Linked DNA regions of Mus musculus: region 1 is linked to region 2. The links are chromatin loops, found by intact Hi-C in ENCODE. Cell type or tissue: heart. All regions are shown on one strand. Links, peaks and the distances in the headings refer to the core of each region. The heading gives the core; the rest is flanking DNA. Region 1 holds the start of Gm51600. Region 2 has its middle 39 kb from the start of Gm51594.

What was found. Hi-C counts contacts between places; a loop is a spot of excess contacts. Peaks named below come from ENCODE experiments on the same cell type or tissue, not always from the same donor. Only the 100,000 strongest peaks of a DNase experiment are listed, where the experiment ranks them.
Region 1: a loop joins it to region 2, with 7 times the contacts of the local background. A loop is called at or near these places in 15 of 42 quality-filtered maps.

The regions. Positions count from the first base shown.
Region 1 is chr8:55,538,333-55,548,208 of GRCm38, reverse strand. It overlaps Gm51600, which reads left to right and starts at 7,905. Exons shown (of 2, transcript XM_030243923.1): 1 at 7,905-8,289; 2 at 8,437-9,464. The coding sequence starts at 7,905. The coding sequence ends at 9,464. In heart, for the core only: no CTCF peak of the experiment used is centred there; no DNase peak of the experiment used is centred there.
Region 2 is chr8:55,417,275-55,427,150 of GRCm38, reverse strand. It overlaps the pseudogene Gm36387. Among named protein-coding and RNA genes, the nearest start is that of Gm51594, 39 kb to the right of the region's middle. In heart, for the core only: no CTCF peak of the experiment used is centred there; no DNase peak of the experiment used is centred there.

The sequences.
Region 1 (9,876 bases), core at 810-8,809, 120 kb before region 2:
CAAGGTAAAATTAGCATTGATTCCATATTTAATCTGCACATATTCTACCGGAGCGTGGACACGCCCACCCTCGGCTCCTTCAAAGACTGGAAATGCCTGTTGTATTTTCCTTTGTTCCTCTCGGGGAATGAATGAGTCTGCGCACTGCCTTTCTGCGCACTGCCTCTCTGCGCATTGCTGACGCACTACGGGCTGACGCACTACGCAGGGCGGGGACTCCGCATAGGGCGGGAGTGCACCTGGTAGCCGATTGCCCTGAGGCCAATTAGCAAACTGGCCTTCGCCAGCCGCTTTTGGCTTTTTCCTTAAATGACTAGTTAGCACTTTACTTGGTTGGTACTCTTTTTTCTCATAATGAACTGCTTTTTTCTCCCAGTCTGTTTCTTCAGAGCACAGGCTCCTTCTCCTAGAGACCTCCGCTAATTGATCTTTTTTCTTTTCTTTTTTCTTTTTCTTCCTTCTAATCTCTCCCCAGGTATTCCTACCTGACCTTAACTTTTCCTCGGGTTCAAGACCCTTGGAAAGGCCTGTATACTTACCGTTTCTCCTTGCTCCTACTCTCTCTCCCCGCTTTACTTCTGATAGACTGTCCTGAATTTCCTCTAGAATTTTCAGCCCTATCTTAAGCACTATATAACATGTGAAAAGGAACAAAAGGGCTCCTAACACTAGAAAAAGTTCAAGGCCAAACATTTTCCACTTTACTTCTGATAGACTGTCCTGAATTTCCTTAGAAAGTTCAAGATCAGACTTACCTCGTTCCCCAGCTGAAAAGTTCTGAATTCATACAGTTGAATCCTTCTTAACAGTCTGCTTTACGGGAACCTTTATCACCGTCGTTCCCCAGCTGATGAGTTCTGAATTCGGCAGTTGAATCCTTCTCAACAGTCTGCTTTACGGGAACCTTTATCACCGTCGTTCCCCAGCTGATGAGTTCTGAATTCGGCAGTTGAATCCTTCTCAACAGTCTGTGTTACGGGAACCTTATAACCTTGATTCGCAGTTCTGGTTCTGGAATGAAGTATCCCTCCTGCGCCAGTCCGGAGTTTTTTCTCGTCCCGGATTTTCTCGTCCCGGAATTCGGCACCAATTGTTATTGGACGCGTTCTCACGACCGGCCAGGAAGAACACCACAGACCAGAATCTTCTGCGGCAAAGCTTTATTCTTACATCTTCAGGAAAAGAGAGCAAGAAGCAAGAGAGAGAGAAAACGAAAACCCCGTCCCTCTTAAGGAGCATTCTCCTTCGCCTCGGACGTGTCACTCCTTGATTGGCTGCAGCCCATCGGCCGAGTTGACGTCACGGGGAAGGCAGAGCACAAGTAGTCATAAGATACCCTTGGCACATGCGCAGATTATTTGTTTACCACTTAGAACACAGGATGTCAGCGCCATCTTGTAACGGCGAATGTGGGGGCGGCTCCCAACAGAGGCCCACAAGAATCAATGGGGATAGCTACATTGGGGATATGAAATCTTAAGATGCAAGTCAGGAACCAGAGTAGAGAAATAGAGACTTCGACTCACTCACATTTTCAACACAAAATTTATCCTGTCTATAAAAAATACAGGCACGGGGGATGAAGCAGAGACTGAGGGAATGGCCAGCCAATAACTGACCCAACTTGAGACCCATCCCATGGGCAAGTGATAAACCCTACCACTATTAATGATACTGTGTTGGACTTGCAAAGAGGAGCATGTTGTCTCTGAGAGGCTCCACCTAGCAGGTGACTCAGACAGGTAAAGATATCCACAGCCAAACAGTGGATGGAGCTTGGAGAATAGGGGGAAGGATTACAGGCCCCAAAGGGGATAGGAACTCTACAGGAAGACCAACTGAGTCAACTAATCTGGACACTTGGGACTCTCAAATTCTGAACTATCAACCAAATAACATACAAGGACTGCATCTAGGCCTTCCCACATATATGTAGCAGATGAGCAGTTTGACCTTTATGTGGGTCCTGAAGAGCTAGAAGAGATCTTATACCCAAAACTTTTGCCTGAATGTGGGAGGGTTCCTCAAGCTGGTCTGCCTTGTCTGGTCTCAGTGGGAGAGGAAGCACCTAGCCTTGCAGAGGCTTTAAGTGCCCAGGTTGGGTGGATACCCAGTGGTCTTCCACCCACTCAGAGAAGAAAAGGGAGAATGGGGTAAGAATTGTGGCAGGAGTATCCAGGAGCAGGACAATAAGTGGGATGCAAAGTGAATAAGTAAACCAAGATAATAATTAAATTAAAAAAATAGATTAAGAAGAAATAGGATTTTATTTTACTCTATATTTATTTTGTATTACAAGTTGTTCTTAACCTTTCCCCTTTTTGTTTCATATTTTCCTCTAGTCCTTAACTGATGGCATGTACATTTACCAAGACTTAATACTAAGAAAATTATGCTTAAAGAATAACTGGAATTGTTTGCTTTAAATATAGTGGTATTTTCCTCAAAATTTGTGTTTGGTTTGTTTTTAACAGGGTGTCCATATGTAACGTAAGATGGTCTGGTGCTTAGTGTAAATTCCAAACTAGCTGTGATATTAGAGTTCAGTTGCCTTGGCCTTCAAAGTACCTAAGTTACCACCACAATGAGCTAGCATTGTTCTATATTGTTTGAATTTTCTGTCAGTCAAATAGCATTTACTTTCTTTGTAAACTATTATAAATGAACTCATTTAACTCAACTAATAGAGTAAATGGAAGATTATTTGAAATCAATTACATTTAAGATTATTGCATATTTCAAGTTAATGATTTGACTATTTTAATCTGGAATACCCTCCCGCCACTTTAAGATTACTTCATCCTATTCAGTGAAAGATTACATGTTAAAAACGAGTTATATTAGTTGAGAGCATTATAGTGTTTATCCTGGTTGATTCAGGTGGATACAATGAATTAATAGGGAACTGATGCCCTCTTCTGGTGTGTCTGAAGACAGAGACAGTGTACCCACATACATGAAACAACAACAACAAAAAAAAAAAGTCTGAAAAAGTCACTAGGAATTAAAAAAAAATTATCCAAGTCTTTCAGTCAGTATTCAATTGTGATTAAAGTTGTGGTGTAAAAGGAAGGAGTTATTGGTAAATACAAATTTAAGACAATGAAATTTTATAGATATGTTCACAATACTTAGCACTTATGTTAAAATATTCATATTTGAATTTCCATTTTACTGAATGTCCTACAATTTATTTATTAACTCTGGTAACTTCAATTTCGTATACACAGGAACTTCCAGAAATGATTTCTGCACAATAGGGCCGTTTTGGATCAGCCATGCTAAAACTTACTTCTTAAATATGCCCCCAAGACATTTTTGATCTAATTATGCTTGCTTGACTGTCTCCATTATGTTAAGGCTGACTAATTTTGTCTTTGGTCATTCTAGCAGTTTTGTAAGTTCTAATTGAGGGTCAGCAGGATTTTGGTAAAAGAGATAATGAAATAACCATATGAAGCCTTGTGTATACTGACTGTCTTGGATTTCATATTTATTCTAGAACTCTTCCTTCCAAAATATCATAGTAAATGCCCAAGCATTTCTTAAACCAAAGAACTAAGGCTCCACCTTTGATCTTATACATACTCTTCATTTGCTTTCTTTGAGTCATCTTATATTCATAGCAGCTGTTGACCCTCCTTTATAAGCCATTCAGTCAATTGTGAGTCAAAGTAACTAAATTAAACAAATTTTTATGATTTTTACGAAAGCACCTTGATATGGCTCATAACTTATACATGTGAAAAATATAATTCAGAGATAACTTGATAGTGTTGTACTTTTAAATTTCATTTTATTTGTAATTTATATTTTATACTCCATTTTCCATTCCCCGCCACTCATCTTTCACCATCCTACTGCTCAACATCTCACACCTCCTCCACACCCCATACCATCTCCATGTGCATTCCCCCTACCCCAACCACACCTGACCTCTAAATTTTCTGTGGCCTCCAGTCTCTTGAGGGGTAGGTGCTTCATTTCTGATTGAACACAGACCTAGAAGTTCTCTACTGTATGTGTGTTGGGGGCTGAGGCATATCAGCTGGTGTATGCTAAATGTTTGGTCGTCCAGTGTTTGAGGGATTTCAGGGGTCCAGATTAATTGACTCTGCTGGTTCTCCTACAGGATTGCCCTCCTCCTCAGCTTGTTTCAGCCTTCCCTAATTCAACAGCAGGGGTCATCTGGTTCTGTCCATTGATTGGGTGCAAATAATTGCATCTGACTCTTTCTGCTACTTATTGGGTCTTTTGGAGGGTAGTCCTGATAGATCCCTTTTGGTGAGCATTCCACATCCTCAGTAATAGTATAAGGACTTGGGACCTCCTCTTGAGCTGGTTCCCATTTTGGGCTTGTTGCTGGACCTTTTTTTGCCTCAGACCCTCTGGGCCCCTGTTTCTGCGTGGAACGGGTTCTCTCGAGGAGATGGGCAAAGCATAGGAATTGACAAACAGATGCACACAAAAGAGGTGTTGAATCTGAATGTAATGTCTGGTCGAGCATTAGACTATTATATACAGCGAATTATCAGGAGTTACAAATCACAAACAAGACAAGGTACACTGAAATTTACCAGATACAACAGAAAAGAATTTGCAGGAACTTAGATAAATGTTTACAATAGGGATTAGCAGCCCTGCCTAGGATCAGCCCAGTGCCAGGCAAGAGTTTCACACTTTAGTGTTAAAAGCACCAGGGGGTTTTAACTCTTGACAGGCCTCAAGAATAATGTGGTGTCATGGAGATCTAAATTCCTAGGCCTTGTAAAATCTTATCTTGTCTGGAAAATCCCCCATTTATCAGGATAATATATCAACTTGCTCTTGGCAAGGAATGTAGCCTGTAGTAAAGATTTCTATCTCAGTGAGATTCCCAGGCTCTTTCTGCAGACAACTGAGTTAATGGCTCTTTATTGAAATGCTTAATTAGTTACTGAATAGGTTAAACTCCTTGCTGTAATCTGGAATTTTGGAACACTGGGAGAGGCTTTAGCTAATTCAGAATTCAATCTTAAAAGGCACTTATTATAAGGTAATGCTTAATAGAGGGCACGTGGATCCATACACTAGACTAATGTGGGAGTGGGAAATTAATTTTATGGGTCAGGGGGATGGTCAAAACTCCAGGAGGGAGTTTCCTTGAAACTCTTTTCCTCATGAGAAAGCTTCCATACTTTCATCTGTCAAGCTGACTCCACCAGAGCACGTGGCACTTCTTTTTCTCAGGCTCCTCTCCATTTCCATCCCTGTAATTCTTTGAGACAGAAACAATTATGGGTCAGAGGTGTGACAGAGAGATGGCATCCTCATCCCTGACTTGATGTCCTGTCTTCCTGCTGGAGGTGGGCTCTATAAGCTCCCTGTCCATTTAATCATTTAATCAAAGGTCTCTCCCTATCAGTCCTGGGAGTCTCTCACCTCCCAGGTCTCTGGTGAATTATGGGGGGTTCCCCTAAGCTTCTATTTTCTGAGGTTGCCTGTTTACAATCATTCTGCTGATCCTCAGGGCTCCAGTCCTCACCCAATACCACATTAGGTTACCCTCTACTCCCCACTGCACCCCACCCAATCCACATTCCCTTACAATTCCCACCCTCCATCCCTCCCCACGAGTGGGACTGAGTAATCCTCACTTGGGTACTGCAGCTTGTCTTGTTGAGCCTTTTGAATTCTGTGGACTGTGTTTTGCCAATTCTGTATGGATTTTTATTTTCTCTTTTTTCTTTTCTTCTTTTTCTTTTTTCTTTTTATTTTTTTCTTTTTTTTTTTTGGCTAATATTCACTTATTAGTGAGTACATACCATGCATGTCCTTTTGGGTCTGAGTTACCTCACACAGGATGATATTTTATAGTTCCTTATTTGCCTGCAAAAGTCAGGATGTCCTATTTCAGAGAAATGCAAATTAAAATGACCCTGAGATTCCACCTTATACCAGTCAGAATGGCTAAGATCAAAATCTCTGGTGACAACAGCTGTTGAAGAGGTGTGGAGAAAGAGGAACACTCCTCCATTGCTGGTGGAATTGCAAGCTTGTACAACCACTCTGGAAATCAATCTGGATATTCCTCAGAAAATTAGAAATAGATCTATATGAAGATACAGGAATACCACTTTTGGGAATACACCCGAAAGGTGCCCCCACCATGCCACAGGGGCACATGTTTCACTATGTTCATTGCGGCCTTATTTGTGATAGCCAGAAGCTGGAAAAAATGTAGATGTTCCACGACAGAAGAATGGATATAGAAACTGTGGCTTAGCAGATTGACAAACTAACAGTATACACACCGTTTTACAAACACACATAAAGGATAATATACCAAAGAAAAGATATATAAAGACATAGAGATGTAAGCACATAAATGTGTGTTGATGCAAAATCAAGGAAGAGTTAAGGCAGTGAAAGAAAAGGCTATTAAATATTCAAAGGAAAAACAGTGAGTAAAAACAAAATTAAACTGGGTTTTTCAGAGTGTGTGTCTCCGGGTATGTGAGAATAAACTTAAGTGATTGTGAGTGATGAAGAAGAGGACACAAACAAAATAAACAGAGAGTGTAAGACAAAAGGAAAGAAAAAAGTCAATAAAAGAAAAAATATATTTTGCATGTGAGTATGTGTGTGAACGTGTGTCTGTGAGTGTTAGATCAATTTGTATGTCTGCAATGAAGACAAGGAGACAAACACAAATAAACATACACACAAACACAAACAAAAAGAGAGATACAAAGACAGAAATTGCTGCACACAGAAATGAGAACAAACCTAAGACAAAGTTCCCAGACATTAAGACTCATTAGAGTAAGAACTCAGATTAACTGGTGCGTAATCTAAGAATATCAGTTAGAGTCCATGGAATTTAAGCAAGGTCACAGGAGGGTGTCAGTAAAAGCCCAGGAGAAAACCAGCAGTATACCCACTAATTTTAAAGTGAGTATTGGGTAATCACACATTGTGTGAAGGAGAGACAGAAGAGAGATAAAACATTGATAGTGAGAAAAAGAGAGACAGGCATGAGCCAGAGAAGCAGGCAAAGATTCAATCAGAATGAATTCAAGGCCAGCTAAAGATAACCATGCACATAGAGACAAAGAATCCCATCCACAACACTGAAATGCAAATGTGTGGCTGTGTACATGGTTCTATGCATTTGTGTGAACTTCCATTGGCTACAATCTCTTGGGAAGAAACAGCAAAGGGCTTGCAGCAAACAGGTGCCTCCAATAAATTGTACTACAAAGGAAAGGTTGTTGCCCTAAGGCAGCTCAGTGGGAGGAGGTCATATGGCTGGGTCGCCATTTTGCACTGTGAGGAGATTTATGAGGAGAGCAGATTCCATCTGGTTTTGTTTGTTGGTTTATTGACTTTGTTTTGGTTTTCCTTTTGCTGTTGGTGTTGGTTGTGGTATTGGTTTGGGTTCGTAGATTGCTAGTAGTATATATAATACTTTCATTCTCTGGGCAGTTATAGGCAGAAATCCATGGCGTGCCCTTGATGCTGATTGTTTTCCACTGAAATTTCCTATCCCTAGAACTCCACTGAGGGACTTCCAGAGGCTCAGCTTTGTGGAGTCCTTAAGTAAGTAGCCCCCCCCCCTTTTTTTTTTCTATCAAGTCCTTGTTCGGAGGCCAACAGGAAACTTTGAGAGTTGGCGACTGGGCGTGGCGTCCATGCCTGTGTGTGGCAGCCATCTTGAGACTGGGCGTGGCTGAGGTCCCTCCTGTCAGGGGCAGGTATAAAAAGGAATGCCTGAGAGGCAATGGGTTCTAAGCTGTGAGCTTCTGTCAGTAGGTGTTCTCTCTCTGCTCAGGAGAGGAAACATCCAACTAGACGCAGGTCACAAACTGAGTCTGAGGTGCAGATAGAACCTAAAAATTCCAGCCCTGTTCTCGGGATTGGTCATGGAGACTAGATCCGAGGCAGGTGTTCTGCAGAAGCTGCTGGAACGCCTTTGCCAGGAGACCGACCCAGGAAAGATCTACAAAACGTTGAAGGAACTGTCTTCTCTTCCTATTCTGTGCGACACCCTGGCAGAGATTGACTTCAAACAGACCATCAAGTCCTTGAAGAAACAGCAACTCCTCGTGCCCTTTGTAAAGGATTTAGTGGATAAGTGGTCGACTGGGTTCCTGCTTGGACCCCAAATTCAGCAGGCCCGGCAGGACTTTGGCTTGGAGAAGGGCCTCAAAAGAGAGGGCCAGAGCACATCCTCAGAAGAGAAGCCCCAGAAGCAAGCATCCCAAGAAGCCCAAGGATATGGGAGAGAGGTTTTCCTTGGGCTTTGCAGTACCAGCAGTAGCAGCAGCAGCGGCAGCAGCAGCAGCAGCAGCAGCAACAGCAGCCATTCAGGCAGAATCTCTTGCTTAAGCAAGAGCCGAAAATCACACAAAAGGTCCAACCATCTGGCAACTCACATTCAATGGCCGCTTCCAGGAGAAAACTGGAGCCCTGAGTTACAGCAAGATGTCCAGAACCTGGTGCACCAAGGAACGTCAGAGGAGCCTTGCCAGCAGGAAGATGCCAAGCCACTGTCCATAAAGCCCGGGGCTGGGCCACAGGAGCCCAATGGGCTTATGTTTGGTGGGCACAGAAAGTGCCAGCCACCAGGCAACTGGGAGCAGGAGGAAGCCCCTGGAGCTGGTTCCTCCTGGGCTTGCCTCAATGGGGAGTGCTGCTCTCCTTCCTTTTTGGAGCATCCACCGGGCAAGAGGCGGAGGTGGGAACCCCCGTGTCCAGCCCAGGCCCAGGGTCCTCCTGCAAAGGTGCCTCGAGATGAGTCTGGAAGCTCCATGGATATGAGTCCCATTGCTGCCTGTGCCATTCCAGAGGGTCACTCCAGTGATATTGCCTGGTTCAAATGGAATCTTGACCAGGAGACATCTTTTGCTCAGCAGGACCAAGAAGCCTCAACTTATGGATGGGCACACAGGAAGAACCACAGAACCCAAGTCTATTCAGGTTGCAGGCCTGCAGCACGACTCCAGCAGAAGCACACTGGAACCAGGGACAGTGGTCACTGCCAGGTTGGCAAGGACAAAGCTGGTCGTGGGCAGCCAGAAGAGAAGTCCAGGGCCCAGGGCCACAGGTACAAGGAATCCTACAGCCACCCTGAGTCCCCCACACCCCTGCAGGTTCAGGGGTCCCAAGAGGAGAGGCTGCAAGCCCTCAGAGCCCGTCTCCAAAGCACAAGAGCCAAGAGGCCTCAACCCAGACAGACGATGATGGTCTCCTTCTTCACCGAGCTCAAGAGCCCCAGCCAACAAGGAAAGCCAGGAAAATCTGGGGATGCCTCTGTCCAAAATCAGCACAGTTTTTCTGAGGTTCCTGCCCATCCTGGAGTCCAGTGGGCTTCCTGCCCTCTTGCTGGAGAAACAGGCACCAAGAAGGCCCCTGCTAAAAGACCTGCTCCTCTCATGGCCAAGACCCTGAAGGACTACAGAAAGTGCTTCTATAAAAGGTGATCAGATGCTTTCCACCACCAGAAAACCTGCAACTCCTGAGACTTGGATTGACTGGACACACAGGTGCTGCCCTCCAGGGACAGGTACATGGTACACCCTTGTTTTCCTGCTCCAAACAGACTTCCCAGCAGCTAATCTTGGCCTTCTCCCAGGACTTCTCTACAGAATTTTCCACACCTTAACTTTCTTACCATGTCAAGCTTTGAAACTTCTTCAAAGATAAATCAGTATATCTCCCCCAAATCAAATTTGTGGGTTTGTCTTTATATTTCTTTAGAAATATTGATACCCATAAACATAGATACTTGCTTAGCACTTGGAAAAAAGAGACTAAAAGTCTGCCTGCCGACAATTTTGCAAAGATACATGTAGGATAATGGATTTAATAATAGATACCTAGAGTCACAAAGAG
Region 2 (9,876 bases), core at 757-8,756:
TGAGTTAGCTAACTATGGGGGGGGAATTACATTGTATTAGTTGATAAAAAAGAAACCCACAAAAGCTGCAAACTCTAAGACTTCAAATATATGACATTAAAGAAAACAGGAAAACCCACATACATAGTAAAAGATTAGTGGTTTTAAAATTTGGGGGGAGGGTATGAATAGGATAGAATGGAGGATTTTAAAGCATTTTTAGGATTCTATATCATACCAAAATTGTTAACATATGTACTTTTACAATGAGCAAATCAACATGATATAAAACTCAGATAAAATCATTAGCCTACAGACTTGGCATGATAATGATGTGCCTGTTAATTTACCCATTCTAATATGTATGCCACTCTCATGCAGATGATAAAGACTAAGACCTCCTGTATCTGTAGAGATGCAGCCAATGGAAAACCTCTCCAAATTTTACTCAATATGGCTGTGAATTTTAAATTGCTATAAAATAACGTCTAATTAGAAATATATGTATAATATTCAACTGTCCTATCCACTCCTTTTTTGTTGTTGTTGTTCTGTTCATTCCTTTATCAGCAATTATGGCTTCACTGTTCTCCAAATAGTAAAATGACCTTGGACTTTGAGGAGAACTGGGACTTTATAATCTGGAAATAATATAAAGGCAAATGATACCCTATAAGGTTATGAAAACAATGATAAAATGTTATGTGGTTGGCTTCAAAATTTAATTTATATTCCTTAAATCCCTATGTAATGATCTCTCTCTAGTATATAAATATCATTCTTAACACTTAAATCTACAGAGAGTATTTATCTTAAAACATAGTTTAACACACAGTTCAAACTTTGCATAGTCAGAGTGATATTGAAAAGGGAAAGGGAAAATGTATTAAAATGCCTAACATTTATACCAGTAGAGAATGGTATACTCAGACATAAACTTCTTTTTTCTTATATCTGACTGGGAATTATACTCTCCAGAATCCATAGGCAATTGATTTCTCTTTCCTCCTGCTTCAATTGCAAAAATCTGCACATATATAAATAGTAGATTGTTTGCCAATAGTGTGAAATGTAACAGTCTATGAGTTCTTGAGACTGAAATGGATTTCTACTACTCAAAGTCTGTAAAGTACTTAGACAAAATAATAGAGAAAATGGTAGTAAATATCTATTTGAGACAAATTGTTTACATTCATCAAATACTACTTACTTAAACAGGAAATACATTCTGTTTGTGAACAGTGGTTGAAATTTCATGGTCAAAATGCCAGAAAATCCCTTAGTTATAAATGTGAGCTATTCACATTCTCTGTCATAGCTGCATCATTATTTCCTCATGAAACAGCAGGAAAACATCACCAGATTTGAGTACAAATCAAGGATATAGTGAGAAGAGAAAATGCCAGCCATGTCTCCCTCTCATCATCAGTTAAGCTTCCACTGTTACATGTAGAATTTATTTTCCTGTTTCTGAACCATGTCAAGAAAACTTAAGGTGACTTAATATCTGAAAAAGTACACACACACACACACACACACACACACACACACACACACACACACATATATATACTTTCCTTGATTTTTCTGAGTTTTATATCTTATTTTCCTGAGAATATAGAGCTAAATTGAGTTTTGAATGCTTATTTCATATTCTAAGGAATGACCATCACTTGTACATTAATAACTAGGAATAGGATTGCATAGAAGAAAATCTTGAGAACAAAGTGGATCCTTTACTTTAAATATATTATTAGATCCATGTTCTCCTAATTTCAGCATTTTCAAAAGAATAGAAAGTTATATTACACAGGTAAACAGGGGTTAAGACAGTAGACTAAGTCACTATTGTTGGGTTTATTAGAGTAGACTGCTTTCTCTTTTTCTGAGCAGTGAGAAGCCTCAAGTCAGTCATAGTCACTTCACTAAAGTCAAATGATGACATCTTGTGGCTCAAAGCCATCTTCAATTTTGTACAATTCTGAGTTTCCAAAAAACTTGTAGCTATCCTATATTGACACCTAAGATTATATTTATAAAACACTAAATGTATAATCATAATCATAATAGTTATATATCCGCAATAACATAATATCTAAGTTGAAGGTGTTTAAGTTAGCATTGCATTTTCCCTTTAAAATTCATTCTAACTCCAAACCTATTACCTAAAATAAAAATAAAAATGTAACTCGAAAAGAGTATTTTGTTTTTAACAATATTTAGTACAAATGCATGTAATTTCCAATACAAGTGTCCTGGTTGGCTTTTCTTGGCAATTTGACACAACCTACACAAGGCTGCCCTTTATGCAAGCCTGTAAGGCATTTTCTAAATTAATCATTATTCTTAGATTGCCCAGATCAATGTAGATATTGCATGCTCTTGGGAAGGGGGCCAAATAAAAAAAATGCATGAATATTTCTTAACACTTAGGTTAAAGGTAGTCATGAGAAGGACAGTCCATTGTAGGGAAAGTATGTGTGTCAGTTTAAATATACTTTTCACATTGTGCAGGGTCTGTATTTGATATTAATATTTAAGCTGTACATTAGCAAAATGGGAAAGTTTTTAAAAAATAAAATATATCTCCTCTAAAACTTATTATGGTATGCAGATCTAAAGAATATTTTCCTTTTCCCCTTTTTATAATTAGTATCAAAAATTTTTCCTATAAAAACTAAACCCAGGTATTGTATTTACTGATGTAAAGTTTGCAGTATCTGAATGTAAAGAAATAAATAAATTTTAAAAATTATTTATTTATTAAAAAATGAAAACCATTTAAATCATCAAGAATTTATAATTTCTACAAGGTAGTATATTTATTTTATAGAATTTGAAGAACTTTGATCAATTGAAATTTGAGGAAAAACAAATAGAAAGTAGAAACAATCAGGACTTGCTTCTCTGCTTGAAGGTGTACAGATTTAAATTCTGAGACAGAAAGCAAAGAGTGAGTAGGTCACAGTGCATAATAAGGTTAGCTCTTCCTCTTACTGTGTAGTGATCCCTCATCAGTCTTCTACCTCTTCCTGTCAACATCCTCATCCTCATCATCCTTAGCTACCTGCTTCTCGTCAAGCCTCAGTTTTCTCATTTTTCTCCTCAACTTCCTCACCAACTTCTTCCTCTTCTACATCTACCTCATTGTCAGCATCCTGATCCCCATTTTCCTCATCACCATTCCCATTGGCAGGTGCTTCTCTTACATTCTCTGCCTCCTTCACAACTTCCTTCTTCTCCTTCAAGTCCTCGATAGTGATCTCTTAGCCGGTGTCTACTGCCCTATCTGGCATGGTGGGGCATGTCAGTGGCCTGATGCAGCAAGTGAAGAATTAGTTGGGTTCAAGGACTCTGGAGAGAAAGCTGCAGGAGTCTACATTTGAAGAGGTGGTGAGTGGCGAAGGTGGCTGCAGTGAACAAGGAACACTGCCGAGGGACAATGCAAAGATGAATTTTCCAAGCAGCCAAAGGGTTAAAAATTCTCTTTATAGAAGACACAGCTGTATCACTTGTAGACATATACTCAAAAGACACACCAATATCACACAAAGATACTTGTTCAACTATGTTCATATCAGCTTTATTCATAATACCCAGAAACTGTAAACAACCTAGATGTCCCTCAACTGAAGAATGAGTAAAGAAAATGAGATACATCTACACAATGAAATACTGTTGAGAATATAATCCTGGGTGAAGAAATCCATATCCCAAATCAAAGGAATGGTATATACAGTTAACCTGCTACACTCCACAGGCCCAAAGAAGGTAAACAGGAAGGAAGGCCAAAGCAAGGAAGATTGGATCTTACTTAGAAGAGGAAAGAAAATACTCATAAGAGGCAGATGAAAGTAAGGAAATGGGAGGGGCATGGGAGGAGAATGGGGGTTCTCAGGTGTGGGGAAGGACAGGAGAGATAGCTGGTGGCTATGAAAATAAATGGAAATCTGCAATTGATGGGGGTGAGGAGGTAGGGGAAAATCTCAAGGGCAAGACAGAGACCTATGTTAAAGGAGGCCCACAAGAATCAATGGGGATAGCTACATTGGGGATATGGAATCTTAAGATGCAAGTCAGGAACCAGAGTAGAGAAATAGATACTTCGACTCACTCACATTTTCAACACAAAATTTATCCTGTCTATAAAAAATACAGGCACAGGGAATGAAGCAGAGACTGAGGGAATGGCCAGCCAATAACTGACCCAACTTGAGACCCATCCCATGGGCAAGTGCTAATCCCTACCACTATTAATGATACTGTGTTGGACTTGCAAAGAGGAGCATGTTGTCTCTGAGAGGCTCCACCTAGCAGGTGACTCAGACAGATAAAGATATCCACAGCCAAACAGTGGATGGAGCTTGGAGAATAGGGGGAAGGATTACAGGCCCCAAAGGAGATAGGAACTCTACAGGAAGACCAACAGAGTCAACTAATCTGGACCCTTGGGACTCTCAAATTCTGAACTATCAACCAAATAACATACAAGGACTGCACCTAGACCTTCCCACATATATGTAGCAGATGTGCAGTTTGACCTTTATGTGGGTCCTGAAGAGCTAGAAGAGATCCTATCCCCAAAACTGTTGGCTGCATGTGGGAGGGTTCCTCAAGCTGGTCTGCCTTTGTCTGGTCTCAGTGGGAGAGGAAGCACCTAGCCTTGCAGAGGCTTTAAGTTCCCAGGTTGGGTGGATACCCAGTGGTCTTCCACCCACTCAGAGAAGAAAAGTAGAATGGGGTAAGGATTGTGTCGGGAGTATCCAGGAGCAGGGCAATAAGTGGGATGCAAAGTGAATAAGTAAATGAAGATAATAATTAATTTAAAAAAATAAATTAAGAAGAAATAGGATTTTGTTTTTCTCTATATTTATTTTGTCTTACAAGTTGTTCTTAACCTTTCCCCTTTTTGTTTCATATTTTCCTCTAGTCCTTAACTGATGGCATGTACATTTACCAAGACATAATACTAAGAAAATTATGCTTAAAGAATAACTGGAATTGTTTGCTTTAAATATAGTGGTATGTCCCTCAATATTTGTGTTTGGTTTGTTTTTAACAGGGTGTCCATATGTAACGTAAGATGGTCTGGTGCTTAGTGTAAATTCCAAATTAGCTGTGATATTAGAGTTCAGTTGCCTTGGCCTTCAAAGTACCTAAGTTACCACCACAGTGAGCTAGCATTGTTCTATATTGTTTGCTTTTTCTGTCAGTCAAATAGCATTTGCTTTCTTTGTAAATTATTATAAATGAACTCATTTAACTCAACTAATAGAATAAAGGGAAGATTATTTGAAATCAATCACATTTAAGATTATTGCATAATTCAAGTTAATGATTTGACTATTTTAATCTGGAGCACCTTCCTGCCACTTTAAGATTACTTCATCCTATTCAGTGAAAGATTACATGTTAAAAACGAGTTATATTAGTTGAGAGCATTATAGTGTTTATCCTGGTTGATTCAGGTGGATACAATGAATTAATAGGGAACTGATGCCCTCTTCTGGTGTGTCTGAAGACAGAGACAGTGTACCCACATACATGAAATAAAAAAAAAAAAAAGTCTGAATTTGTCACTAGGAATTAAAAAAAATTATCCAAGTCTTTCAGTCAATATTCAATTGAGATTAATGTTGTGGTGTAAAAGGAAGGAATCATTGGTAAATACAAATTTAAGACAATGAAATTTTATAGATATGTCCACAATACTTAGCACTTATGTTAAAATATTCATATTTGAATTTCCATTTTACTGAATGTCCTACAATTTTTTTATTAACTCTGGTAACTTCAATTTCGTATACACAGGAACTTCCAGAAATGATTTCTGCACAATAGGGCCATTTTGGATCAGCCATGCTAATACTTACTTCTTAAATATGCCCCCAAGACATTTTGGATCTAATTATGCTTGCTTGACTGTCTCCATTATGTTAAGACTGACTAATTTTGTCTTTGGTCATTCTAGCAGTTTTGTAAGTTCTAATTGAGGGTCAGTAGGATTTTGGTAAAAGAGATAATGAAATAATCATATGAAGCCTTGTGTGTACTGACTGTCTTGGATTTCGTATTTATTCTAGAACTCTTCCTTCCAAAGTATCATACTAAATGCACAAGCATTTCTTAAACCAAAGAACTAAGGCTCCACATTTGATCTTATACATACTCTTCATTTGCTTGCTTTGAGTCATCTTATATTCATAGCAGCTGTTGACCCTCCTTTGCTAAGCCATTCAGTCAATTGTGAGGCAAAGTAACTAAATTAAACAAATTTTTATGATTTTTCCCAAAGCACCTTGATATGGCTCATAACTTATACATGTGAAAAATATAATTCAGAGATAACTTGATAGTGTTGTATTTTTAAATTTCATTTTATTTGTAATTTATAATTTATACTCCATTTTCCATTCCCTGCCACTCATCTTTCACCATCCTACTGCTCAACATCTCACACCTCCTCCACACCCCATACCATCTCCATGTGGATGCCCCTCACCCCAACCCCACCTGACCTCTAAATTTTCTGTGGCCTCCAGTCTCTTGAGGGGTAGGTGCTTCATTTCTGATTGAACACAGACCTAGAAGTTCTCTACTGTATGTGTGTTGGGGGCTGAGGCATATCAGCTGGTGTATGCTAAATGTTAGGTCGTCCAGTGTTTGAGGGATTTCAGGGGTCCAGATTAATTGACTCTGCTGGTTCTCCTACAGGATTGCCCTCCTCCTCAGCTTGTTTCAGCCTTCCCTAATTCAACAGCAGTAGTCATCTGGTTCTGTCCATTGGTTGGGTGCAAATAATTGCATCTGACTCTTTCTGCTACTTATTGGGTCTTTTGGAGGGTAGTCCTGATAGATCCCTTTTGGTGAGCCTTCCACATCCGCAGTAATAGTATAAGGCCTTGAGACCTCCTCTTGAGCTGGTTCCCATTTTGGGCTTGTTGCTGGACCTTTTTTGCCTCAGACCCTCTGGGCCCCTGTTTCTGCGTGGAACAGATTCTCTCGAGGAGATGGGCAAAGCATAGGAATTGACAAACAGATGCACACAAAAGAGGTGTTGAATCTGAATGTAATGTCTGCTTGAGCATTAGACTATTATATTACAGCAAATTATCAGGAGTTACAAATCACAAACAAGACAAGGTACACTGAAATTTACCAGATACAACAGAAAATAATTTGCAGGAACTTAGATAAATGTTTACAATAGGGATTAGCAGCCCTGCCTAGGATCAGCCTAGTGCCAGGCAAGAGTTTCACACTTTAGTGTTAAAAGCACCAGGAGGTTTTAATTCTTGACAGGCCTCAAGAATAATGTGGTGTCATGGAGCTCTAAATTCCTAGGCCTTGTAAAATCTTATCTTGTCTGGAAAATCCCCCATTTATCAGGATAGTATATCAACTTGCTCTTGGCAAGGAATGTAGCCTGTAGTGAAGATTTCTATCTCAGTGAGATTCCCAGGCTCTTTCTGCAGACAACTGAGTTAATGGCTCTTTATTGAAATGCTTAATTAGTTACTGAATAGGTTAAACTCCTTGCTGTAATCTGGAATTTTGGAACACTGGGAGAGGCTTTAGCTAATTCAGAATTCAATTTTAAAAGGCACTTATTATAAGGTAATGCTTAATAGAGGGCACGTGGATCCATACACTAGACTAATGAGGGAGTGGAAATTTAATTTTATGGGTTAGGGGGATGGCCAAAACTACAGGAGGAAGTTTCCTTGAAACTCTTTTCCTCATGAGAAAGCTTCCAGTCTTTCATCTGTCAAGCTGACTCCACCAGAACATGTGGCACTTCTTTTTCTCAGGTTCCTCACCATTTCCATCCCTGTAATTCTTTGAGACAGAAACAATTATGGGTCAGAGTTGTGACAGAGAGATGGCAACCTCATCCCTCACTTGATGTCCTGTCTTCCTGCTGGAGGTGGGCTCTATAAGCTCCCTGTCCAATTAATCATTTAATCAAAGGTCTCTCCCTATCTGTCCTGGGAGTCTCTCACCTCCCAGGTCTCTGGTGAATTATGGGGGGTTCCCCTAAGCTTCTATTTTCTGAGGTTGCCTGTTTACAATCATTCTGCTGGTCCTCAGGGCTCCAGTCCTCACCCAATACCACATTAGGTTACCCTCTACTCCCCACTGCACCCCACTCAATCCACATTCCCTTACAATTTCCACCCTCCATCCCTCCCCACTAGTGGGACTGAGTAATCCTCACTTGGGCACTGCAGCTTGTCTTGTCGAGCCTTTTGAATTCTGTGGACTGTGTTTTGCGTATTCTGTATAGATTTTTATTTTCTCTTTTTTCTTTTCTTCTTTTTCTTTTTTCTTTTTTCTTTTTCTTTTTCTTTCTTTTTTTTGGCTAATATTCACTTATTAGTGAGTACATACCATGCATGTCCTTTTGGGTCTGAGTTACCTCACACAGGATGATATTTTCTAGTTCCTTATTTGCCTGCAAAAGTCAGGATGTCCTAGTTCAGAGAAATGCAAATTAAAATGACCCTGAGATTCCACCTTATACCAGTCAGAATAGCTAAGATCAAAATCTCTGGTGACAACAGCGGTTGAAGAGGATGTGTAGAAAGAGGATACTCCTCCATTGCTGGTGGGATTGCAAGCTTGTTCAACCACTCTGGAAATCAATCTGGAGATTCCTCAGAAAATTGGAAATAGATCTATATGAAGATACAGGAATACTACTTTTGGGAATACACCCAAAAGGTGCCCCCACCATGCCACAGGGGCACGTGTTTCACTATGTTCATAGTGGCCTTATTTGTGATAGCCAGAAGCTGGAAAAAATGTAGATGTTCCACGACAGAAGAATGGATATAGAAAATGTGGCTTAGCAGATTGACAACTAACCGTATACACACCGTTTTACAAACACACATAAAGGATAATATACCAAAGAAAAGATACATAAAGACATAGAGATGTAGGCACATAAAGGTGTGTTGATGCAAAATCAAGGAAGAGTTAAGGCAGTGAAAGAAAAGGCTATTAAATATTCAAAGGAAAATCAGTGAGTAAAAACAAAATTAAACTGGGTTTTTCAGAGTGTGTGTCTCCGGGTATGTGAGAATAAACTTAAGTGATTGTGAGTGATGAAGAAGAGGACACAAGCAAAATAAACAGAGAGTGTAAGACAAAAGGAAAGAAAAAAGTCAATAAAAGAAAAAATATATTTTGCATGTGAGTATGTGTGTGAACGTGTGTCTGTGAGTGTTAGATCAATTTGTATGTCTGCAATGAAGACAAGGAGACAAACACAAATAAACATACACACAAACACAAACAAAAAGAGAGATACAAAGACAGAAATTGCTGCACACAGAAATGAGAACAAACCTAAGACAAAGTTCCCAGACATTAAGACTCATTAGAGTAAGAACTCAGATTAACTGGTGCATAATCTAAGAACATCAGTTAGAGTCCATGGAATTGAAGCAAGGTCACAGGAGGGTGTCAGTAAAAGCCAAGGAGAAAACCAGCAGTATACCCACTAATTTTAAAGTGAGTATTGGGTAATCACACAGTGTGTAAAGGAGAGACAGAAGAGAGATAAAACATTGATAGTGAGAAAAAGAGAGACAGGCATGAGCCAGAGAAGAAGGCAAAGATTCAATCAGAATGAAGTCAAGGCCAGCTAAATATAACCATGCACATAGAGACAAAGAATCCCATCCACAACACTGAAATGCAAATGTGTGGCTGTGTACATGGTTCTATGCATTTGTGTGAACTTCCATTGGCTACAATCTCTTGGGAAGAAACAGCTAAGGGCTTGCAGCAAACAGGTGCCTCCAATAAATTGTACTACAAAGGAAAGGTTGTTGCCCTAAGGCGGCTCAGTGGGAGGAGGTCACATGGCTGGGTTGCCATTTTGCACTG